7 separate regions of the Homo sapiens genome follow, and all the other regions are linked to region 4. A link is a contact called in ENCODE Hi-C or POLR2A ChIA-PET data. All regions are on one chromosome and are shown on one strand. The core of a region is the stretch at or near the end of the contact, and the rest is flanking DNA. Distances in the headings are between cores, read along the strand shown.

The links. Hi-C counts contacts between places; a loop is a spot of excess contacts on that map. ChIA-PET counts read pairs that join two places held with the same protein, here RNA polymerase II (POLR2A). Pooled maps may share reads with other maps.
Region 1: a loop to region 4 is called in a pooled map, with 18 times the contacts of the local background. The contact joins the promoter of ECSIT here to the promoter of CARM1 in region 4. A Hi-C loop is called at or near these places in 1 of 168 maps with a recorded cell type or tissue (ascending aorta) and 12 of 50 pooled maps. POLR2A ChIA-PET finds 5 or more read pairs at or near these places in 1 of 52 experiments (OCI-LY7).
Region 2: a pooled map shows a loop between it and region 4 (22-fold over the local background). The contact joins the promoter of RAVER1 here to the promoter of CARM1 in region 4. A Hi-C loop is called at or near these places in 2 of 37 single-sample maps with no recorded cell type and 10 of 50 pooled maps. POLR2A ChIA-PET finds 5 or more read pairs at or near these places in 2 of 52 experiments (OCI-LY7 and WTC11).
Region 3: a map of naive thymus-derived CD4-positive, alpha-beta T cell shows a loop between it and region 4 (27-fold over the local background). The contact joins the promoter of PRKCSH here to the promoter of CARM1 in region 4. A Hi-C loop is called at or near these places in 1 of 168 maps with a recorded cell type or tissue (naive thymus-derived CD4-positive, alpha-beta T cell), 6 of 37 single-sample maps with no recorded cell type and 19 of 50 pooled maps. POLR2A ChIA-PET finds 5 or more read pairs at or near these places in 3 of 52 experiments (B cell, GM12878 and WTC11).
Region 5: a map with no recorded cell type shows a loop between it and region 4 (4-fold over the local background). The contact joins the promoter of S1PR2 here to the promoter of CARM1 in region 4. A Hi-C loop is called at or near these places in 4 of 37 single-sample maps with no recorded cell type and 4 of 50 pooled maps. POLR2A ChIA-PET finds 5 or more read pairs at or near these places in 1 of 52 experiments (CD8-positive, alpha-beta memory T cell).
Region 6: a pooled map shows a loop between it and region 4 (7-fold over the local background). The contact joins the promoter of ANGPTL6 here to the promoter of CARM1 in region 4. A Hi-C loop is called at or near these places in 4 of 37 single-sample maps with no recorded cell type and 8 of 50 pooled maps. POLR2A ChIA-PET finds 5 or more read pairs at or near these places in 1 of 52 experiments (activated CD8-positive, alpha-beta memory T cell).
Region 7: a loop to region 4 is called in a pooled map, with 12 times the contacts of the local background. The contact joins the promoter of DNMT1 here to the promoter of CARM1 in region 4. A Hi-C loop is called at or near these places in 6 of 50 pooled maps. POLR2A ChIA-PET finds 5 or more read pairs at or near these places in 2 of 52 experiments (OCI-LY7 and RWPE1).

What each region holds. Positions count from the first base shown.
Region 1 is chr19:11,527,385-11,530,849 of GRCh38, forward strand. ECSIT (ECSIT signaling integrator) reads right to left here and starts at 1,750. Exons shown (of 8, transcript NM_016581.5): 1 at 1,678-1,750.
Region 2 is chr19:10,331,451-10,334,778 of GRCh38, forward strand. RAVER1 (ribonucleoprotein, PTB binding 1) reads right to left here and starts at 2,079. Exons shown (of 13, transcript NM_133452.3): 1 at 1,839-2,079. The coding sequence starts at 2,057. It overlaps ICAM3 (intercellular adhesion molecule 3), which reads right to left. Exons shown (of 7, transcript NM_002162.5): 5 at 3,078-3,328; 6 at 2,710-2,958; 7 at 2,326-2,609. The coding sequence ends at 2,407. RefSeq lists enhancers at 556-1,472, 1,473-2,389, 1,880-2,099, 2,340-2,479, 3,104-3,328 and a silencer at 1,484-1,707.
Region 3 is chr19:11,433,460-11,436,949 of GRCh38, forward strand. It overlaps PRKCSH (PRKCSH beta subunit of glucosidase II), which reads left to right and starts at 2,176. Exons shown (of 18, transcript NM_001289104.2): 1 at 2,176-2,247; 2 at 2,582-2,737; 3 at 2,930-3,046. The coding sequence starts at 2,659. ODAD3 (outer dynein arm docking complex subunit 3) reads right to left here and starts at 1,662. Exons shown (of 13, transcript NM_145045.5): 1 at 1,314-1,662. The coding sequence starts at 1,557. RefSeq lists enhancers at 1,781-2,280, 1,854-2,263, 2,514-2,733.
Region 4 is chr19:10,869,985-10,873,125 of GRCh38, forward strand. CARM1 (coactivator associated arginine methyltransferase 1) reads left to right here and starts at 1,569. Exons shown (of 16, transcript NM_199141.2): 1 at 1,569-1,938. The coding sequence starts at 1,719. RefSeq lists silencers at 829-1,618, 1,749-1,798, 1,889-2,098 and an enhancer at 2,839-3,018.
Region 5 is chr19:10,229,662-10,232,863 of GRCh38, forward strand. It overlaps S1PR2 (sphingosine-1-phosphate receptor 2), which reads right to left and starts at 1,670. Exons shown (of 2, transcript NM_004230.4): 1 at 1,543-1,670. MIR4322 (microRNA 4322) reads left to right here and starts at 752; the gene lies at 752-824. RefSeq lists enhancers at 165-214, 295-374, 314-1,028, 2,175-2,224 and silencers at 555-604, 1,315-1,974.
Region 6 is chr19:10,101,288-10,104,292 of GRCh38, forward strand. ANGPTL6 (angiopoietin like 6) reads right to left here and starts at 1,391. Exons shown (of 6, transcript NM_031917.3): 1 at 1,281-1,391. RefSeq lists enhancers at 1,401-1,450, 1,521-1,570.
Region 7 is chr19:10,193,313-10,196,534 of GRCh38, forward strand. It overlaps DNMT1 (DNA methyltransferase 1), which reads right to left and starts at 1,641. Exons shown (of 41, transcript NM_001130823.3): 1 at 1,508-1,641. The coding sequence starts at 1,587. RefSeq lists a silencer at 1,345-1,584 and an enhancer at 1,845-2,074.

The DNA of each region.
Region 1 (3,465 bases), core at 500-2,999, 660 kb after region 4:
CACTTAAAATCAGAGACTGGGCACACTGGCTCATGCCTGTAATCCCAACACTTTGGGAGACCAAGGTAGGAGGATCACTTGAGCCCAGGGATTCAAGACCAGCCTGGGCAACATAGAGAGACCCCATCTCTACAAAAAAATTAAGAATTATCCAGGCATGGTGGTGAATGCCTGTCATCTCAGGTACTCAGGAGACTGAGGCTGGAGGATCCTTTAAGGTCAGTAGTTAGAGGTTGCAGTGAACCATGACTGCACTTGTGAATAGCCACTGCACTCTAGCCTGGGCAACATACTGAGATCCTGTCTCTAAAAATAAATAAATAGCCAGGGAGCAGTGGCTCATGCCTATAATCCTAGTGCTTTGGAAGTCCAAGTGGGGAGGATCGCTTGAGCCCAGGAGTTCAAGACCAGCCTGGACAACATAGCAGGACACGATCTTTACAAAAATTATTTTAAAAAATTAGCTGGACCTGGTGGTGTGCACCTGTAGTTCCAGCTACTGGGAAAGCTGAGGCAGGAGAATCACTTGAGCCATGGAGTTTGAGGCTGCAGTGAGCTATGGAGTGCACTGCACCACTGCACTCCAGGCTTGACGAACAAGTGAGATCCTGTCTCTAAAAAATAAAAATAAATAAATAAAATCAGATAGGGTCTACCCCTCTAAACTCAACTCCTACCACTGGCAGCTTCAGCTACACTGTTTCTGAAAGAAACTAAGTTTATCCCATCTCAGAACCTTTGTACTTGCTTTTCTCTCTGTCTAGAGCTTTCTTCCTCCAGATCTGCCCACAGCTGTCTCTGGTCATTTCAATGAAAGGTCTTCTTTGACCATCTCCCATTCCCCACATTCTAAAAGCCCTCATCACCCTATTAATTTTTGTTTCGGAGACAGGGTCCTGCTCTGTTGCCCAGGCTGGGGTGCAGTGGCACAATCACGGCTCACTACAGCCTCAACCTCCTGGGCTCAAGCAATCCTCCCACCTCAGCTTCCCGAGTAGCTAGGACTACAGGCGTGCACCACTACGCCCAGATAATTTTTTGTAGAGAACAGGGTCTTGCTATGTTGCCAAGGCTGGTCTCGAAACTCCTGGGCTCAAGCGAAATTCCCGACACCATTAACGCATTTTTAGTAACTTATCAGTATCTGAAATCACCTGTTTCGTTTATTTCTAATTTGTTCAAAGTCTGGTTCCCCCAGGAGATGAGAGATTTTTATCTATCTTCCTCATTGCTGTGTCTCCAGCACCAAGGACAGTGCCTGGTATATGACAGATGCCTAACGAGTAACAACTGAACGGAAACAAGCCTCAATTTCAAAAAAACACCTATAAATCTGAACCCCGAGGTATGGTGTACGTACAACAGCTTTGAAACCGGCTGCCAGGATTCTGGGTCTCTTGGGGGAAAAAGGCAGACGCGGATTCCAAATCCTGCCCGGTTGCCGACTTGCGGCGTGACCTCTCGCGAGGTCATCTGCAAAATGGGAGACTGGGGGCGTGAGGCGGCTGGCACAAGACAGGCGGCCTTTCCCAGCGCGTCCCCGCCCCCACTACGAAAGGTCATGGCGCCCTGGCCCTGCAGCTGGGTCCCTCCAGGGCTGCCCTCTCGCGCTGCCGGGTCCTGAAGGGCCCGCCTGCAGCCCAGCAGTTCGCGTTCGCCTACCCGCGCGCGACCTACCTACTCACGCGGCCAGCCGCGGACTCCAGGCCAGCTCTGTCTTGTTGCTGGGCGCTGCCATATTGGCCCAGAGAGCGTCCGGGTCAGGGAGCTCCAGGGAGGTAGCAAATCAAGAAAGCTGGTGTAATAGGTCCCGCCCACAACGCGAGGTGGGCCAATAGGAAGGCGGAAGGATCTGGGACCCGCCTCATAACGAGCCAGGCCCAGCCTCTAATGAGGCAAGACGCACTCCAGACCTGGGAACCTTGAAATGGCCCGGGAGGCTGGACTTGGGAGTCATAGTCTATGAATCCAGTCGCAGGCCCCAGCGGCTGAAATGAGAAAATGAATTAAAAAAAAACAAAAAGTGAAAGGGGGCCGGTACGGTGGCTCATGCCTGTAATCCCAGCACTTTGGGAGGCCAGAAGTTCGAGACCAGCCTGGGCAACATAGCGAGACCCCCTTATCTACAAAAAATTTAAAAATTAACTGGGCATGATGGCGCATGCTCATAGTCCCAGCTATTCGGGAGGCTGAAACGGGAGGATCGCTTGAGCCCTGGAGGTCGAGGCTACAGCGAGCCATGATTGCACCCCTGCACTCCAGCCTGGGCAACAGAGTGAGACCCTGTTTCTAAAAATAGTAATAATAAATAAATAGGGCAGGGCGCGGTGGCTCACGCCTGTAATCCCAACACTTTGGGAGGCCGAGGCCTGCGGATCACCTGAGGTCAGGAGTTCGAGACCAGCCTGGCCAACATGATGAAACCCCGTCTCTACTAAAAATACAAAGTTAGCAGGGCATGGTGGTGGGTGCCTGTAATCCCAGCTTCTCGGGAGGTTGAGGCAGGAGAATCGCTTGAACCCGGGAGACGGAGGTTGCAGTGAGCCAGGATAACACCACTGCACTCCAGCCTCAGCAACAGAGCGAGACTCTGTCTCAAAAAATAAATAAATAAATAAAAATTAGTGGGGCGTGGTGGCGTGCTCCTGTGATCCCAGCTACTCGGGAGGCTGAGGCACGAGAATTGCTTGAACCCAGGAGGTGGAGGTTGCAGCGAGCCGATATAGCACCACTGCACTCCAGCCTGGGCGACAGAGTGAGACTCCGTCTCAGTAAATAAATAAATAGGAAGGCCTCAGTGAGGTGTCCTTTGAGTAAAGGCCGGAGGAAGTGAGTGAGCCATCTGGATATCTGGGGAACGCTTTTGGCACTGGGAACAACAGCAAAGACTCTGTGTGGTCGGAGTGGAGTCTTTGGAGGAAATGGGATAAAACGAGGTGAGATTGAGTAATGGGGGCTCCTGGTCTCCCCCAGAAAGCACCAGATTTAGGCTGTTAATAACTAAGGTGGATAAGCACATAAAATGGGCTATTGGCAATAACAGTGTCCCCCGGGAAGGAAGGCTATCTGCCCTCATAAGCCCATTTCTGCAGTCCCTCAGCCTCTGTGGCGCAGTGAGCTGGCATGGAGACTAGGATGCAAGAACCTACCCTTAGGATGCCTCAAGGACTCTGCGCAGCCGCAGGACATCCACCTCATCAGAACTCTTGTGATTGGGCAATCTGAGAAAACCTGTAGCCAATCAGCTGCTTGGCTGGAGCACTCCTCTCTGGCAAGTTGACAGGCACGTGGGCAGCGGCTGGGAGCGCTACTGCCCTCTGCCAGGCTCCCGCAGCTACAAGCAAGCAGAGTCAGCTCTGCTTAGCTGGGGAGTGGGTAAGATGATGGGGTCGCTGACCTGGCTGTGGCCTTCAGAGTTATTGGTGTCCTTCTCTTGAGGTGGTCATGGCTTTTGTTTTCTTATTT
Region 2 (3,328 bases), core at 829-3,328, 540 kb before region 4:
GCTGAGGCAGGCGGGTCACAAGATCAAGAGATCGAGACCATCCTGGCCAGGAAGGTGAAACCCCATCTCTACTAAAAATACAAAAATCAGCTGGCTGTGGTGGCGTGCACCTGTAGTCCTAGCTACTCGGGAGACTGAGGCAAGACAATTGCTTGAACCCGAGGGGTGAAGGTTGCAGTGAGCAGACATCAAGCCACTGCACTCTAGCCTGGCGACAGAGTGAGACTCCGTCTCAAAAAAAAAAAAAAAAAAAAAAAGAGTATGCCTTTAGGGAAGCCATTTAACCTGCATGAACCTCCTTTTGCAAGATTCACTGTTTCCAACAACTCTGTAAGTGAAGTATTAACAAACTCATGTTGTATATGAGAAAACTTAGGCTAGGAGAAGTGAAGAGATCTGCTGGAGGCCATGCAGTTGGGCAGCGCAGCCACCCATGGGTACCTGACTGGGGAGCCCACCTTCTAGTAAGCCCCACGTTGTGTGGGTTCACATGCCTCCCAATTTCCTCCTGCTGATAAAGCTGCCCTCTTCCAAGCCAGCTCATTTATTTTTCTTTTTTTTAGAGATAGTGTCTTGTTCTGTCACCTAGGCTAGAGTGTAGTAGCACAATCATAGCTCACTGCAGCCTCAACCTCCTAGGCTCAAGTGATCCTCCCACCTCAGCCTCCTGCGTAGCTGGGACTACAGGCACGCACCACCATGCCTGGCTAATTTTTAAAAATTTTTTGTAGAGATGAGGGTTTCACTATACCGCCCAGGCTAGTCTCGAACCCTTGGGCTCAATACAGCCTCTTGCCTCAGCCTCTCAAAGTGCTGGGATTAAAGGGATGAGCCACCATGCCCAGCCTCTCAAGCCAGCTTTGAAGGCAAAGTGCTGGCGCCTGCTGGGACCAGACACACTGTGCATCTTGCAGGAGAGACAATGTGTTCCCAGCTGAGAGACTGCAGACACTGAGAGGAAGACCCAGAAAGAAACCTGACCATCCTTAATGATCCCTGTCCCGATCTGTCCCCAAATTCAGCCCCTCCCAACATCCCTGGGGTTCCACTAGCCACGTGCCCACCCGGTGTGCTGGTGGGCCGGAGAGCAGGGAATCTCAGCAGCAGGAAGCGAGAACCTATTTCACCGCCATAGGGCAGGGCAGTATAGATGCCATTTCCCTGGGTCCAAAGAGCATTGGGAAGCGCTGCCCCATGCTGGCCCCATGAGAAGGGCACTCCTAGCAGGAAGATTAGCCACGAGGGGCTCCATAGAACACAGGCCTCGCTTCCTTCCTGTAGGTCTGTAGGCTGGTGGCAGAAGACCCCATTTTCCCAAATTAATCCTGAGGTTTTGGGGGCTGAGACCCAGGGGCTGCTGTTAACTTCCGGATTTATCTCTGAGAGCAGTGAATAAACGCGTGATATGGAGGGGCGTACTCTCCGCAGTCCTGAAACTTCTGGATGTGAGGTCCCGCCACCCTGTGGTAGAGTGGGTGGAGAAAAGCATCATCCAAGCAGGGGGCAACTGGTGGTCCAATGTACCAGCCCATTCACAATTCCCCAACAGGACCAAAGCTGTCCGCCCCCTTCCATTCCCCGCCCGCTTCCATCACTTGGTGTCGCCCAAGCCTGTGGTCGCCCCTAGCAACGCCCTCCCTCACTTCGCAGTCGGTTTCCCCTTTCATCATCGCCCCCCCACGTCCCGCTCTTGGTCTCTCCCGATCCCGCGTGGATCCGGTGCTTGGGCGCCCCCGCCAACGACCCCCGCGCACCTCAGCGTTGGTGTCGCCCGGTTCCCCCCGCGCACGCGCACCGTGGTATTTCCCGCCACGCTCCTACACCGCCCCCCCCAATACCTGGTTGGTCACGTCCCCCGGGAGGCCCCGGATCAGTATCTTGCGGCGGTTACGGAACTGGCGCTCGGTGTGTTCCAGGCGTTTCCGGATCTCTTCTGGATCTAGAGGCGGCAGCTCTTCTTCCGGCGCCCGGCGCTCCGCGGCATCGCCGGCTTCGACTTCGGCCCCAGACTTAGGGCTCAGCGGGGGCCGGTGAGTAACGGACACGTCCGCCGCCATCTTGGGAAACCCGGCGCCTTCTGGGACCAGCGAGCCGGGGCGGAGCGGCATAGAGCGGCAACGAGGGCGCGCCCGTCGATTGGCTGGGAGAAACCCCACCTCCTTCCCGCCCCCCTTGCCCCGTTGGCTAAGCCCCAGCCCACCTCTCAAGAGTTCAAGCTGCGTCTGCGCGCCACAGGCCCCGCCCCCTTCCGTCGCAGCGACGCTACTCAGTGGATGTGCACCTGGGTGGGAGAGACTTGCAGCGCGGGTGGAATCAAACCACAGATTAGGGAGTTTGAAGGCTTTATTGGTGCGGAATCTGAGGGCACAGCCAAGCCCCCGCCAACTTTGATCCCGGATCCCAGCGTCACTCAGCTCTGGACGGTTCTTCCCCCATTGCTTCTGTCGGCTGCATAGACGTGAGGGGCAGATAGGTGCTCTCCTCCCTAACATGGTAACTGCCGCTCCGTTGGTGCTCCCTGAAGACGTACATTAAGGCCAGTACGATAGTCACCACGCCCAGGGTCAGTAACACCGCCACGAAGACGGGGACAAAGTGGGAGCTCCCAGCTGTGCAGAGAAAGCGCTAAGTCAATATGCGTCCCTTCTGTCTCCAACCCCCCCGCCCCCCGGCTTACCGGTCCAGACCCGCAGCCCCGTGTTAGCTCACCCTCAATGTCCATCACCACGACCAGGGTGTATTTGCCTCGTGAGCTGGACGCTTGGCACTGATAAGTACCATTATGTGTTACGTTGACGAAGAACGGGATCCCCACCGGCACCTCCCGGCTGGAGCCTTCCTTCAAACACCGCAGCTCGGGGTACGGGTTGCCCCTGGCTTGGCACTGCAGGACGTGTCTCGTTTTATCTTTCCATTTCAAGTGCTGGGGGCATGTGGCTCGGTCAATTTTGGGACCATCTGTGGAACCACCATGTGTGATCAGACACCCAACACACCCGAGGCACAGTGGTGCAGAGGAGCGTCTAATCTTTCCAGGGCAGGGGTGGAGGGATTAAAGGTCAGGGTGACCGACTCACACAGGACTCGCAGCTGGACGCTACTGTTCCTGTGCAAGAACTCGCCGTCCACCTCGAGAGTGGCACTGCAGAAGAAGCTGCGTCCGTCGTCACTCTCGGTAGCATTTAGCTGAAGTTGAGCTGGCTGCCCCGGGGCCGCGGCCGGAACTCCGTCCAGCGTGACCTGGACTCGAGCCCCAGCCATGCAACTCACGGTCACTGTGGACCCCTCATGGGCGGTGGGCTCGCTGAGGTTCACAATGGGTCCTAGG
Region 3 (3,490 bases), core at 926-3,425, 560 kb after region 4:
TGTGCCAGGCACTGTTCTAAGCACTTTACACATTTCAGGTACCTATGTTGTACTGTTACTATCCCCATTTCACACATCGAGAAACTGAGAACAATTAGGTTACTCTTAGTCCCCCAAGGTTGGACAACTATTATGCAGAGCCAGGATTCCAACCCAGAAAATCTGGCTCTAAAAATCTATGCTCAGGCCAGGTGCAGCGGCCCATGCCTGTAACCCCAGCACTTTGGGAGGCTGAGGAGGAAGGATTGCTTGAGCCCAGGAGTTTGAGACCAGCCTGGGCAGCATAGTGAGACCCCATCTCTACAAAAAGTAAGAAAATTAGCCAAGCACAGTGGTGTATGCCTGTAGTCCCAGCTACTCAGGAGGCTGAGGTGGAAGGATCGCTTGAGCCTAGGAGGTCAAGTCTGCAGTGAACTGTTATCCAACCACTACACTCCAGCCTCAACAGCAGAGCAAGACCCTGTCAGAAAGAAAGAAGGCTGGGCGCGGTGGCTCACACATGTAATCCCAGCACTTTGGGAGCCAAGGCCGTGGATCACTTGAGATCAGGAGTTCGAGACCAGCCTGGCCAACATGGTGAAACCCAGTCTCTACTAAAAATATAAAAATTAGGTGTGGTGGCACGCACCTATAGTCCCAGCTAGTCAGGAGGCTGAGGCTCGAGAATCGCTTGAACCTTGGAGGCAGAGGTTGCAGTGAGCCGAGATCATGCCACTGCTCTCCAGCCTAGGCGACAGAGCAAGACCCTGTCTCAAAAAACAAAAAACAAAACAAAAAAAAACGCGGGTGCAGTGGCTCACGCCTGTAATCCCAGCAGTTTGGGAGGCCGAGGCGGGCTCACGCCTGTAATCCCAGCAGTTTGGGAGGTCAAGAGATTGAGACCACCCTGGCCAATATGGTGAAATCCCTCTGTACTAAAAATACAAAAATTAGTTAGGCGTGGTGGCGTGTGCCTGTAGTCCCAGCTACTCAAGAGGCTGAGGCAGGAGAATCGCTTGAACCCGGGAGGCGGAGGTTGCAGTGAGCCGAAATCGTTCCACTGCACTCCCACCTGGCAACAGAGTGAGATTCTGCCAAAAAAAAAAAAAAAAATAGAGAAAATAAATTACAAGAAAGTATGAAGTACAGTTCAGTCGGTTCTGAACCCATGAGAAGTTTTAAGAGACAGAGAAGGAAAAACATGAACTAAGTATGAGTTTTTGCCCAGAAACGGTTTACCTAGACTCATGCTGGAGAAATACCTTTGTCACACCATGAAGATTGGATGGGCACTGTTGACCCCTGACCCTCTGTACCCTCTGGAGCCATCTTACCTAACAGTTGTATCTTTTTATGTAACTCAGCCACCTGAGAGTGCACAGAGGGCTTCCCTGCACCTCTGTGGAAGGATCCTCCCTTGGAACGGCCTGGGGTCCACGCCTGGGCTGTGCCCTTGCCTCGGAGGTGGCTGGGTTTGCCCGAAGCCTCCCTGCCCTTGACCCTGGAAGAGGGCGTCGAAGCCTGGTCCTGAGGAGGCAGGGCGTTGGCGGAGGCCGCCCTGCACAGAGGAGATGTCATGATGGGGTTGGGGCTGAAGGCCCCTAGGGGTTAGGGGGATAACTAGGAGTCAGTCGCCCCTGTCAGGGATCCGTCAGCTCGGATTCCTAGGGCTCTGAAAAATGCACTTTCCGACCGCTAGGTGGTTGCGCTCCGCATCTCTCGGTTGCCAGGTAACCGCCTCCCCGTCTCTCTCCACTGTTTCCATGGAGATCACCCGCGTTCCGTGGCTGACACTGCGTTCTCATTGGCTGAGGCTGCATAGAGGGGCGGTCCCAACAGTGGGCGGGGTAGAGCCGCGCCGCAGGACGGAGGGTCTGGACACTTTGGGGTCACGTGCTCATTCCGTTTCCCTACCTCCCCCAACCTTATCCCGCCCCTGGGGGTTCGCGGGCATTTTTCAGGAACTTTCTTTCCGGCTTGAGAAGCCGCCACTCCCAAGATGGAGGTACGCTGCGCCGCCATTAAGAGCTAGCCCTCAGAACTATCCTCTCTAAGGTTTCACAGTCCTGCCCAAGATGGCCGTCTCGGCTCTGGCACCGCCCCCACTCCTGCCTCTCCCAACATGGCGACCCTGAGTCTCCGTTCCCGGTGCGGAACGTACGACCGGAAGTGACGGGGTCCAGAAATTTCCGCTTTCTTTCTGCAGCAGGAACCGCGGCTGCTGGACAAGAGGGGTGCGGTGGATACTGACCTTTGCTCCGGCCTCGTGTAGGTGTGAACGAGCGGGTGGGAGGGCACCTCAGTTTCTTACAGGGGGCAACCGGAGGGTGCATGTGTGGGTGTGGACGGCGGAGGCTGTTAATCCCTTTGGTCTGTTGGCGGGAATTGGGTCACAATTGGGCACAGGGAGCGGAGGTTTTGAGATCTTGAGATCCTCGCCATTGATTTGAGCAAAGTGAGACTGGCCAGGATTGGGGAGATCGCTGCCCCTCGCCCCCATATCGGAAACAAAGTGAGGCCTCATTGCCTGGAAGCGATGGAGGAATCCAATTGGCTGGAAGTAGCCCTCTCCCACTGACCGGGATCCGCTTTCTTCCTGCAGCGTGAAGACACAGCGCATCTCCCCGCTGTAGGCTTCCTCCCACAGAACCCGTTTCGGGCCTCAGAGCGTCTGGTGAGATGCTGTTGCCGCTGCTGCTGCTGCTACCCATGTGCTGGGCCGTGGAGGTCAAGAGGCCCCGGGGCGTCTCCCTCACCAGTGAGTCCTCCTGTTCACCCTCCCGCCAGGCTGGAGGTGGGAGGGGCCAACATTGGGCCTTAGGGATAGGCATTTACAGCCTTTTGACTCAGTTTCCCGGTAGTGCTCCGCTGGTGGGGATGGGAGGACAGAGGTGGTATTTGGTGGAGAAGGCGCTTACCTGCCCTGGGCTGAGCTTCCTGTACCCCGCAGATCATCACTTCTACGATGAGTCCAAGCCTTTCACCTGCCTGGACGGTTCGGCCACCATCCCATTTGATCAGGTCAACGATGACTATTGCGACTGCAAAGATGGCTCTGACGAGCCAGGTGAGCCTTTTCTCTGTTCATCCATCAGATGTTTATTGAACACTGCTCAGTGCCAGGCCCTGTCTGTGTGACCAAGATACTACCTCTGCTGGCTCCCCTTTGAGTGGGCAGAAACAAGCTCAGAAGTCAGTGGTCAGTGTTATGGCCCCGGGCAGCTGGAGGAGCCCAGAGTCGTCCTCCTCCCAAGCCTCGGGGTCAGAGAAGGCTCCTCCAAGGAGGTGAGGTTTCAGTTGAATCCCGAAGGTGCTGCAGATGGAGGGGTCAACACGGGCAAACCCCTAGAAGTGGGAGACAGGGTGGGGCCAAGAGCAATCCAGCAGGAGACAGAGGTGAAGGGAGACCCTGGCTTTTTGTTTTTGTGTGTTTTGAAGAGACAGGGTCTTGCTTTGTTGCTGAGGCTGGAGTACAGTGGCATGATCGTAGCTCACTGCAGCCTGGAACTCT
Region 4 (3,141 bases), core at 319-2,818:
TGCATTAGAGGGTTTAGGAGGTGGAATGACAGGGGCTACGGGTGAGGGACATGAAGGAGAATGAGGGCCCCTCGCAGTGGCTCACACCTATAATCCCAGCACTTTGGGAGGCCGAGGCAGGGGGTTGCTTGAGCCCAGGAGGTTGAGGCTGCAGTAAGCTATGATGGCACCACTGCACTCTAGCCTGGGCAACACAGTGAGACCCTGTCTCAAAAAACAAAAGGGGCCGGGCGCGGTGGCTCATGCCTGTAGGCCCAGCACTTTGGGATGCCGAGGCGGGCGGATCACCTGAAGTCAGGAGTTCAAGACCAGCCTGACCAACATGGTGAAACCTCGTCTCTACTAAAAATAAAAAATTAGCTGGGCGTGGTAGAGCATGCCTGTAGTCCCAGCTACTCGGGAGGCTGAGGCAGGAGAATCACTTGAACCCGGGAGGCGGAGGTTGCGGTGAGCTGAGATCGAGCCATTGCACTCCAGCCTGGGAGACAGAGCGAGACTCCGTCTCAAAGAAAAAAAAAAAAAAAAAAAAGGAATGAGGCGTAAATGAGGTCTAGGGAAGAGTTAAAGCTGGAGTGCTAGGAAGTGGCCCAAGCTCACTGGGTCGCCCAAAAGAGATGGGGCCACCCAAAATGAAGGGGGATGCAGAGAGAAGACGGGTTTGTGTGGCGGGAGAGGGGCCCTGCGCCGGGCCAGGCTGGACTCAGCATCGTTGGAGGAGGGGCTGAGAGAGGAGGGGGTCAAAGGATATCTTGTGCGAAAGGAGACAGTCAAACATTAAGGATTAAGAAGGCAATGTGGGCAGAGATGATGGGGAAGGGAGGAGGAGCGGTCGAATGTCGGGGAGGGGTCCTTTCAACCGGGCTCAGGTTGCTCCTGGAGGCCAGGGCTCATCGGAAATCGTCGGTGCGGGGGCGGTGGGGGGAAGGGTTGGGGGCGAGGCCCGGGCGCTGGCCACGCCCTTTCCCCCGCCCATTCCCCAGAGCGGGGCGGCTGACAAAGCGAGTCCGGGTGGGAGGGCGCGGGCAGGCACGGGGGCGGGGCCTCGTCGCGGCTGGGCCACGCCTCCCTGAGGGCTGCCTCACAAAGCCGGGCGGGCCCGGGGGGGTGGGGCCCAGTCTCAGGGGCGTGTCCAGGTCGGGGCAGGGAAGCCGCATCACGACGCGCGGCTGCTTGTGTGGGGCGGGGTACAGGGCGTGTCCACGCGGCCGAGCACCGCCCCCGCCGTCCCCGCACCGCCTCACTCGAAAGCAGCCGTTAATGAGGCGCCGGCCTGGGGGCGGGGCCCAGGCCTCCGAGGGGCGTGCCCGCGCGCCCGAGCACCGCCCCCGACGTACCCTCCCGCCCCGCAGTTCCCGGGCGGTGGAGCCACCTCACAAAGCGGCGACCGTTCTCGCGGGGCGGGGCGTAGCCGGTCCCGCCCCACGGGGTGCCCTCTCGTTCGCTCGCTAGCTCCCCGCGCCCAGGACGGCCGGCAGAGGGCGCTGCGCCACGGGGCCGGGCCGCGGCGACGGTGGCGGCGGCGGCGGCGAGGCGGCGCGTGGCCGGCAGGCGGCGCTGCCCGGCTCGGCCTCGGCCTGCACGGCGGCTGCGGCGGCGGTAGCGGCAGCGGCGGCGGCGGCGGCGGCGGCGGCGGCGGCGGCGGCGGCGGCGGCGGCAGCGGCGGCGGCCTGGGCCCGGGCGCAGCGGCGGCGGCGGCGGGGCCTGGAGCCGGATCTAAGATGGCAGCGGCGGCGGCGGCGGTGGGGCCGGGCGCGGGCGGCGCGGGGTCGGCGGTCCCGGGCGGCGCGGGGCCCTGCGCTACCGTGTCGGTGTTCCCCGGCGCCCGCCTCCTCACCATCGGCGACGCGAACGGCGAGATCCAGCGGCACGCGGAGCAGCAGGCGCTGCGCCTCGAGGTGCGCGCCGGCCCGGACTCGGCGGGCATCGCCCTCTACAGCCGTGAGTACGGGGCCCCGGGGCAGGCGCAGGGCCGGGGCTGCTCACGAGGCCGGCCCGGGGCGGGGGCCGGCGGGGAGGGGCCCTGAGCGCGGGGGCCTGGCGTGGGGTCCCCGGGACTGAGCCGGTGGCCTGCAGGGAGCGACCGTGGAGGGCCGGTGCCAGGGGACAGACAGAGAAAAGAGGGCGTGCGTGGTGGCCGGAGGGGCAAGGTGCCCAGAGTGAGCAAGGGAGCGCGAAATGGGGAGTGAAGGGCCTGAGATTTGGGAGGGGTGGGTGAGCAGGAAGTGGGGGGCTCTGAGTGGAAGGGGAATTTGGAGGACGCCAGGCGTGGTGGGCTTAAGCGTGGGGGAGGGAGGTCCGGGGTGCGGGAGAGGTGGGCGTCTCGGGGGCGGGCGTGGCCGCCTCTGCAGGGAGGAGGGTGGGGCGTGGGCGGCCCGGGATCCCTCTGGGGACCCCCTGGATAGCTCAGGACGGTTGGAAAGTGTTTGCTGGTCTGGGGCGCCCGCGAGTACCGAGTTCCACCGCTGTGCGAGGTGTGGCGTTCAGGACCCCCGAATGGGAAACTTCAGGATCTGGGGAGAGGGCCCATGCGGGGACGGTGGGAGCCGCAGGGTGAGCTCCTCGTGGAAACGTGGACGGGACGGGCCCCTTCCTGATGCCGGGCTTCGAAGTAAGAGCTAACAGCCTCCTCCCATCTTCTTTTGGGGGATGTGAGAAGCTGGTTACATTTTCCGAAGCTGCTTTCAAAACTGACATTTCACTGGGGGGAAAAGAAAATCACAAATGCGTTTGCCAGCACCCCCCACCCCCGCTCCCAGTCTTTGTAGTTCATTCTTCTTCTTGTTACTCCTTCTTATCTCTTCTCTTTGATTCCTTGTTCACATTTTGCTACTCTGTGTCATTTGGCTTTGTCTTTCAGGGCTTCTTGCACTGATGCCCTGGGGAACCCCTCAGGAGGCCTCTAGCTAGCTTGGGTCCTGTGTGAATTTTTTGCCACTTTGGAAACGGCCCGATTAAAGGAAAGCCCGAGGAGCAGTCCGTTCACACTGGGTTTTCCCTGCACCTCGACTTTGAAAACGTGGACTAAAGGAGTTGTGTCTGCTGTCCGAGGGTGCCGTCTCTTTTTGCTGGTGCAGAGCCTGGGTCTTCTTGGACCAGATGAGAGGGGAAGGAGGGTATTTCAGCGGGGGTTTCAGAGTTCAA
Region 5 (3,202 bases), core at 420-2,919, 640 kb before region 4:
GTCACCCATGGAGCCCGTGGTAGCCACCCTACCTTATAGAAAGTGACCTTTCTATTTAAAGGTCACTTCCTCAGAGGGGACTCCCCTGACCCCCAGTCTACAATAGCAGCCATCTCCAAGCCTTTTCTAATCACAGAATCTCGTTTTATTATCTGCACAGCGCTTGCCACTATGGGAAACTATCATGATATCTTTCCTTTTCTGTCTGGCTTCCACCTAGACAGTCAATGCCTAAGGCCAGGGAGCAAGTCAGTTATCAGCCCCTACAGGGATGCCTGGCACAAATAAAACACTCAGAAAACGTGTGGAATGGGCAAATGAATGAATGAATGAATGAACCAATGAACAAAGGAGACCCTAGTGGGTTCCCAAGGGTGGAAACTCCTAAGCTCAGCCCAGACCCAAACAGCAACAAAGGAGCCTGGAGACACCTCTGGTCCGCGGGCAGCGCCCCCATCGCCCACCATCAACCAGGCAAAGCCCAGCGTGTCTCCATGGAGATGGCAGCAGGACCCGACCCCGTGCTGGCCCGCACTCTCGGCCTCCTTATCTGGTTTAGGAATGCGCGGTATCCACGCTCGCTCGCGCGGGAGCCACGCCTCCTCTCCCCCCCGCCCCCGAGACCGCCACACGCGCGGGGCCCCCACGTCTCCAAGCGGCACTGGAAGGATTCCTCTCCGTCCCGCCAGGGGTCCCGCCTCGAGATTCTGGGAAGACTGGGGGTGGGGGACCAGATCGCAGCAGCAGCTGCACCGCGAGTTCCGCGCCTGGCCGTGTCGCCCCACGAGGGGGACTGTGGGCTCAGCGCGTGGGGCCCGGAGCATCTGACAAGGACAGAGACAGAGGAGGGGGTGGAAATCCCCGGGTGAGTCAACCCGTGCCTGAGAAGGGGGCGAGTTCCGACGCTCCGCCCGGCTCGGGGCCACGCGAGGTCCGCGCCACGCGCGCCTTCACCCACGACCCATCCCTGAGCCGGAGTTGAAAGAGGAGGCGTCTGAGCCACGCAGTCACTTTCTCTTTCCTTACAAAACAAAGCCACGCCCCCCGCCGGGGGACCGGAGGAGGCAAACAACTTGGGGAAACCGAGGCAGAAAGCCCGACGTCCGACCGCCCTCCCCGTGGGTGCCGCCCCTTGGCTTGGAGGCTCCACGGCGCGCACATCCTTTTGCCCTCGCTCAGCCGGAGTCAGCCAGGAGGGGTGTTGCCCCCCCCCAAACACACTCCCCAAGACCCCGGTCCCCGAGCACGGCGTCCTGCCTCCCAAAGACTCCAGTCGAAAGCGCTCGGATTCAGCCTTCTCCCCGGCGCCAACTTCCTGCCGCTGAGAAAGGCGGGGAGCACAGTCTGCGGGTTCGCGGCCGAGGCAGTGGGGGCCGCCCGGATTCTTGGAGAGGGCGCACTGTGACCACCCGCTCCGTGCAGCAGGAACCCAGGCGGCGCGTGCGCGCCCCAGCCCCCCGATTGGGGCCCCTCAGCTCGGATCCCGAGACCTCAGGGGACCAGGCCCGCCTTTTCTGCCTCCTTGTCGCCACGCGCGCTCACCTGGCTAGGCCGGCCCGGCTCCCGGCCCTGGCCGGAGGGGCCTTGGCGTCTGCGTCCCCAGGGCGGCCGCGGCTGGGGCTGGGGTTGCCAGCCGGGCTCGGCTAAGTCCCGGGGCTGGGACGAGGGACAGAGGGGGGGGCGGAGAGCCGCCGCCTCTGCCCCCCGCTCGCCCCGCCCTCCTCTCCTCCCCTTTCCGGCGGCGGCTGCAATGAATTCCAGATGTGACCGGCCGGCTGGCCGGGGCGCACGCGGGGGCCGACAGGAGCTGCACGGAGGGCCCTTTGTCCGCCCCCCCCACCCGATCTCTCACTCTGCCCCTCCCAGCCCCCACCCGTGAGAACCGGCCGGCGCGAAACGTCACGCAGCCTGGTGACGTCACAGTACTCCTGGCCAGGTGGCCTCAACCTGAAACAACTGTCTTCAACCCCAGGTTACCTCTGGGCTTACCCCTGGGACCCTGGACTTGGAAGAAAACACGAGGTCACATTTATTGACTCAACAAAGAGCCTTGGAAGTACCTACTAGGTGTCAACGCAGCAAATAGGCATTAAGTGCCTACTGTGTGTCCACCCAACAAATAAATTCCTACTAAGTGCGATGTCCTGTCCCAAAGACAAAATTGATCTCTTTTTTTTTTTCTTTTTTTGAGACATGGTCTTGCTCTGTCATCCAGGCCAGAGTGTGGTGGCTCAATCATAGCTCACGGGAGCCTCAGCCTCCTGCCTCAGCCTCCAGAGTAGCTGGGACTACAGGTGCGCCATCATGCCTGGCTAATTTTTTGCAGTTTTTTGTAGAGATGGGGTCTCGCTGTGTTGCCCAGGCTGGTCTTGAACTGCTGCATTCAAGCAATCCTACTGCCTCAGCCTCCCAAAGTGCTGGAATGACAGGCGTGAGCCACTGTGCCTGACCAGTCTCTCCCTTGATAGGACCTCCAGAATTCAGGTGCTGCCCTGTTTCCCTTGGGGGACTGGGGACACTCCACACTCTTTCCTGCCTCTGTAGATCACTGTCCCCTCTGGCGGGGCCCAGTTTGTGCCTGCCTTCCAGCGTCGGGCCCAGTCTTCTATCCAGATTTCCAATTTTCACTAATTCCTGGGCATTTCTGTGTGCCTGCCTGCGGAAATGATGGACACTACACCTTCATCGAATGATGTGTGTGTGTGTGTGTGTGTGTGTGTGTGTGTGTGTGTGTGTAACCAGCAGTTCGACAACAGGATAGGAAAGCCCCTCATTCCAGCAACAAAATTTTTTTGTTTGAGACAGAGTCTTCCTTTATCTCCCAGGCTGGGGTGCAGTGGTGCCATCTCAGCTCACTGCAACCTCTGCCTCCCAGGTTCAAGCTATTCCTGTGCCTCAGCTTCACAAGTAGCTGGAAATACAGGCGCGTGCCACCACGCCTGGCTGATTTTTTTGTATTTTTAGTAAAGACAGGGTTTCACCATGTTGGCCAGGCTGGTCTCGAACTCGTGACCTCAAGTGATCCGCCTGCCTCGGCCTCCCCAAGTGCTGGGATTACAAATGTAAACCACAGCACCTGGCAACAAATATTTTTTATGCACCTACTGGGCACAGCAGTGAACAACAACAACAGCAACAAAAAGGAAAAACTCCTTGACCAGATGGATTTTTTTTTTTTTTTGAGACAGAGTCTAGCTCTGTC
Region 6 (3,005 bases), core at 141-2,640, 770 kb before region 4:
AATTTCAGCACTTTGGGAGGCCAAGGCAGGAGGATTGCTTGAGCCTAGGAGTTTGAGACCAGCCTGGCCAATATGGTGAAAGTCCATTTCTACTAAATATAAAAATAAAAATAAAATAAAGAATAAGGGACACTTTCACAAAGACCTGATGGAAGAGAGAGAAGAGGAAGAGCATTCCAGGCAGAGAGAACAGCAGGTGCAAAGGCCCGGAGATTGCACCCAAGAAATGGCAGAAAGGGGCCAGGCACGGTGGCTCACGCCTGTAATCCCAGCACTTTGGGAGGCCGAGGCGGGAGGATCACCTGAGGTCGAGAGTTCAAGACCAGCCTGGCCAACATGGTGAAACCCCGTCTCTACTAAAAATACAAAAATTAGCTGGGCATGGTAATGCATGCCTGTAATCCCAGCTACTACTCAGGAGGCTGAGGTGGGAGAGTCACTTGAACTCAGGAGGCCGATGTTGCAGTGAGCAGAGATTGCGCCATTGCACTCCAACCTGGGCGACAGAGCAAGGCTCAAAAAAAAAAAAAAAAAAAAGGCCAGGTGCGGTGGCTCACGCCTGTAATCCCAGCACTTGGGAGGCCAAGGCAGGTGGATCACGGGGTCAGGAGATCGAGACCATCCTGGCTAACACAGTGAAATTCCGTCTCTACTAAAAATACAAAAAAAAAAAAAAAAATTAGCCGGGCATGGTGGCGAGCGCCTGTAGCCCCAGCCACTCCAGAGACTGAGGCAGGAGAATGGCGTGAACCCGGAAGGCGGAGCTTGCAGTGAGCTGAGATCGCGCCACTGCACTCCAGCCTGGGTGACAGAGCGAGACTCTGTCTCAAAAAAAAAAAAAAAAAAAAAAAGAAATGGCAGAAATGTCTATGAGGCCGGAAGAGAGAAGGGGGAAGCAGGAGGAGGTAAGAAGTGTCAGGGCAAAGTGTGAAGGGTCCTGTGGGCCCGGAGGAGGACTTGGGTTTTACTCTGAGTCAGGCAGGAGCCATGGAGGGTTCTGGGCTGGAGATGGCCACATTTACTTCTGGACTCAGACACCAAGCAGGGGCTCACAAGGATCCGGGGGTAGGGTCCTCTCTTTGTCCCCGATCACTGACATGCCCCACCCCCCACAACAGAGATTGAGCAACCCCCCAGAACTGGGACGTGTGTATAACACCCGCTGCCTTTTACACTCTCAGCCTGGGGTGGCGGGGTGGCCTGGGGGCCCCCAAGCCAAGCTGTGGTCGGAGTTTCCCCACAGTGAGAATCAACCTCCACCTACCTTCCCACCCTCTCACCTCTGATGCCCAAGACCCTGAATCCAGCGAAGCTCACAGAACACACAAGAAGTCCAAGGAAGAGCCGAGGGTCCAGTGGGGCCTCTGAGCTAGAGACGGGGAGAGGGCAGTGGGACAGAAGGAGAGAGGAGGCTTGGTAACCACTCCCCAGCCCCCAGAGCCTGGGAGTGGAGCTGGGATGCTGGGCCCAGGAGCCCAAACTATAAATATTTAGCATTTCCCGAATGAGAAATGAGACAGAATTGCCAGACCCCCCTGCCCAGGCCACCAGAGCCTGATAACACAGGTCAGTGTCCTGGACATCCCTCCCTTTCCCCCACACCCTCCACTGCAGAGCCCAGAGCGTGGGAGGCTGCAGGCCCTGGGGCAGCCAGGCGTGATCCCAGCCCCAGACACGCACACACCACACATAGAAAGAGGAACATCACTGGGGACTTACCGTGTGTAGGGCTTGGCTCTAAACTCTCCACACCTTTTACGTATTTGATCCTTACAACCTGAGCTGGATTCTGTATGTACCCTCATTTTACAGCAGGGAAAACTGAGGCTCAGAGAGGGTAAGCAACTTGCCTGCGGTCACACAGCCAAAAAGAGACCAGGATGGGAGCCAGCCAAGGTAGCTTGACTCAGAAACTCACACATGTACACCACAGCTGTCACACACATATGGGCACATAACAGAGTGGACACAAACACACACACACACATTTGCACGCACGCACACATTAACACCCAGCGAAAGTCTGGGTGCAGTGGCTCATGCCTGAAAGCCAGCACTTTGGGAGGCCGGGGCAGGTGGATTACCTGAGGTCAGGAGTTCGAAACCATCCTTGCCAACATGCTAAAACCCCGTCTCTACTAACAATACAAAAATTAGCTGGGCATGGTGGCATGCGCCAGTAATCCCAGCTACGCGGGAGGCTGAGGCAGGAGAATTGCTTGAAGCCAGGAGGTGGAGGTTGCAGTAAGCCGAGATCGAGCAACCGCATGCACTCCAGCCTGGGCGACAAGACTGAAATTCCATCTCAAAAATAAATAAATAAATAAATAAATAAATAATAAATAAATAATAATAAAGTGAGGAATTAATTAATTAAAATAAAAAATAAATATAAAAGACACAGCTGTAAATTTTTAAATTGTGATAGAAACAATATATTCTTAAAGTGAAAACCCTACCTCAGTTACATGTGATTTATGTTTTTTGGATTAATCTGGATTTTATAATTAGAAATAAAAATGTAAGGCTGGGCGCGGTGGCTCACGCCTGTAATCCCAGCACTTTGGGAGGCCAAGGTGGGCAGATCACGAGGTCAGCAATTCGAGACCAGCCTGGCCAAGATGGTGAAACCCCGTCTCTACTAAAAATACAAAAATTTGCCGGGTGTGGTGGCCCATGCCTGTAATCCCAGCTACTCAGGAGGCTGAGGCAGGAGAATCGCTTGAACCCGGGGGGCGGAGGTTGCAGTGAGCCACTGCACTCCAGCCTGGGCGACAGAGTAAGACTCTGTCTCAAAAAAAAAAAAAAAAAAAAGAAAAGAAATAAAAATGTAAGATTTTGAGTCCACATAATTATTTGTTGAAAATAATACAAGTCAGTATAATAGAGAAGCATTCATATATTCAACACTGTGAGACAAAACACCAGAGACCTTGGATTTGATAATTGATCTGATATCCTGGACAGTATTCATATGTACAGTGATAGCTATCTTTCTTTGGTGT
Region 7 (3,222 bases), core at 391-2,890, 680 kb before region 4:
AGGGCACTCCAGCCTGGACAACAGAGTGAGACCCATCTCTAAAAATAAAAAGTGTTTCTTTTTTTGAGACAGGGTCTCACTCTGTCACCCAGGCTGGAGTGCAATAGCGCGATCTCAGCTCGCTACACACAGCCTCAACCTCTGGGGCTCAAGTGATACTCCCACCTTAGTCTGTTGAGTAGTTGGGACCACAGGCGCACGGCACTACTCCAGGCTAATTTTTGTATTTTTAGTAGACATGGGGTTTTGCCTTGTTGCCCAGGCTGGTCTCAAACTCCTGGCTCAAGAGATTCGTCCGCCACTGCCTCCCAAATTGCTGGGATTACAGGCATAAGCCACAGCACCCAGCCTTCAAAAAAAAAAAAAAAAAGAAAAGAAAAAAAGCGGGGGTTGAACCAAATATCCATCCCTCCCCAAAGACCCAAATCAGAACCGGACTGGCCCAACCAGGTCAGTTAACAAGCCTAAGGAAATAGAAAAATGGCAAAGAGTGCTTTCACAAATCCAGCTGGAAGTGTCCACGCCTGGTGAGGGTTCCTCTGACTCACGCACACCTCACTTGAACAAGTTTTCAGGAATGAACTGATGGCGTTCATGAACAAGGGGCTGGGACCAGTGCTCCCACTGATCCTTGTGCACGGAAGTTGGACAGAGGCATGAACTGCTAAAGCCAGGGCCTCCAACATTAGACACACACTAAAGAACACACCCATGAACACACACAAACACACACGAAAGTGTAGCCAGTTCTCATTAGCAAGACTTCCCTGATGCCCACGGCTCACAGGCACAGATTTACAGGAAAAGACCAACCATGCAGCCTTCACGCTTCCCGGGCCCTGCGCTGCAATGCACGGTTAAAGTTCCTGCCAAAACATGGACTTTCCCAAGGAGCAAGAACCACACAGTCCCAACTGACAGAATGAGTACCCCACGGAAGGCTGGGCTCTCGAACATGAGCCAGCCCAGCCCAGGCCCCGACGGGTGACATCCGTCTCTGGAGGCCGCCATCGAGATGCACAGCTTTGGGGGAAAGGCACTGAGGGACCCCCCACCACAGAAGCGCCCCCGGGGACCGGGCCGGACACCGGAAGTGGAGGCCGAAGTGCCGGTGCCCGAGGGGTGTCCGTTGGCCGCGGGCTGCCCACTTCCTGTGCGACCAAGCTGGAGTCAAGAGCCCGGCCCACCGCTGCTTGAAGAAGGGGACCCCGGAAACGAACCCAAAGCTTGCTGTATTTGGGGATCAAAAGAGAACCCCCACCCCGCCTAGTTTCTAGCCACCAGGGAGCTACGGGGGAATCCACGGTCCATTTTGGCGCCAAACAGCCCGGGCACGCGCGACCGGAAGTGCCACCCTGCCCGCGCCAACTGCCGCTGCGCGCCGCACCACCCCACGCATGCGCGCCCGTCTGTCAGCAGCGGCCACCGGCCACCCCGAGGGGAAGCGACCCCCCACCCAGCGCCCTGCCTGTCCCCCTGAGTCCGTGTTCCCCCCCATGGTACCTACCGCCTGCGGACATCGTCGGGCAGCGAGATGGCCGGGACGGCCAGTGTGGGCACCCGGGCTGGGGCGGTACGCGCCGGCATCTCGGAGGCTTCAGCAGACGCGGCGGCGGCAGCGCAGGCGCCCCGGCTTTTCGCGCGGAAACCGATGGGGAGGGGCGATGAGCGGAGGCGGCGTCTACCACCCCAGTCCGGGCGTGGGGGAGGAGGGGATGTACCAAACGGAGAGAGGCGATACCCTGTGCAGAAGGATGGAACGGAGCCGGCCATGCCCAGGGAACACGCATGCGCAAGGCGGGCACACACCCCCCCCACGCGGAGCAGTGGGCTCGTCCAAGCTCCACGGTTTGCTGGGAGGTGGGCACGGTGCCCGAGGCATTCATTCATTCATTCTTTCAGGTGTGATGGGGATAAAGCAGCGAGAAGCCCCCAAGGGTTTGTGAGAGCCCTTGAGTAAAGTCCTCAGTTCCAATCCAACCTCCATCTATTTGCTGGCTATACGACCTTAGGTGGGTCACTACGGCTCAGCCTCTGTGTCCTCATCTGTAAAACGGGGTAATTGCACCTACTCTAGAAAATCTTGAGTATACACAGAATTTGTAGCTAGTACCAAGAATCTCACAGTGTATAGAGGCCCATGCCACTTCTATACCCAGTGTGTGGGGGGTTTTTTGTTGCCTTTTTTAAGCACCACGTGGCTCACGCCTGTCATCCCAGCACTTTGGGAGGCCAGGGTGGGAGGATCGCTTGAGCCCAGGAGTTTTAGACCAGCCTAGGTAACATAGAGAAACTGCATCTCAAAAAAAAAAAAAAAGAAAGAAAGAAAGAAAGAAAAAAAGAAAAACAAAAATTAGCTAGTCGTTGTGGCATGTGCCCATAGTCCAAACTACTCCAGAGGTTGAGGCAGGAAGATCACTTGAACCGGAGAGGCAGAGGTTGCAGTGAGCCATGATTGTACCACTACATTCCAGCCTGGGAGACAGAGCAAGACCTTGTCTCAAAAAAATAAAAATAAAAAGTAAGAATAAATTAAGAAGCACCATGTCAGGCGCAGTGGCTCACGCCTGTAATCCCAGTGCTTTGAGAGGCCCAGGTGGGAGGATCGCTTGAGGTTAGGAGTTCAAGACCAGCCTGAGCAACATAGGGATACCCCATCTCTACAAAAAATACAAAGATTTGCTGGGCATGGTGACACACACCTGTAATCCTAGCTACTTGGGAGGCTGAGGTGGGAGGATGGCTTGAACCCTGGCAGTGTAGGCTGCAATGAGCCATGATTGGGCCACTGGACTCCTGCCTGGGCGACAGGGTAAGACCCTGCCTCACTCTGTCACCCCGGCTGGCGTGCAGTGGTGAGATCTTGGCTCACTGCAACCTCTGCCTCCCAGGTTCAAGCGATTCTCATGCCTCAGCCTCCCTAGTAGGCTGGGATTACAGGCGTACTCCACCACGCCTGGCTAATTTTTGTATCTTCGGTGGTAGAGACAGGGTTTCACCATGTTGGCCAGGCTAGTCTGGGACTCCTAGCCTCAAGCAGTCCACTTGCCTCAGCCTCCCAAAGTGCTGGGATTATAGGCCTAAGCCACCGTAACCAGCCAGAATTTTTTTTTTTTTTAAAGCACCAGAACATGGGGGAAAGATTGTGTCTTTAACAAATGGTGCTGAGAAAACTGTATAACCACATACAAAAGAATGAAGTTGGACCCTTACCTTACACCA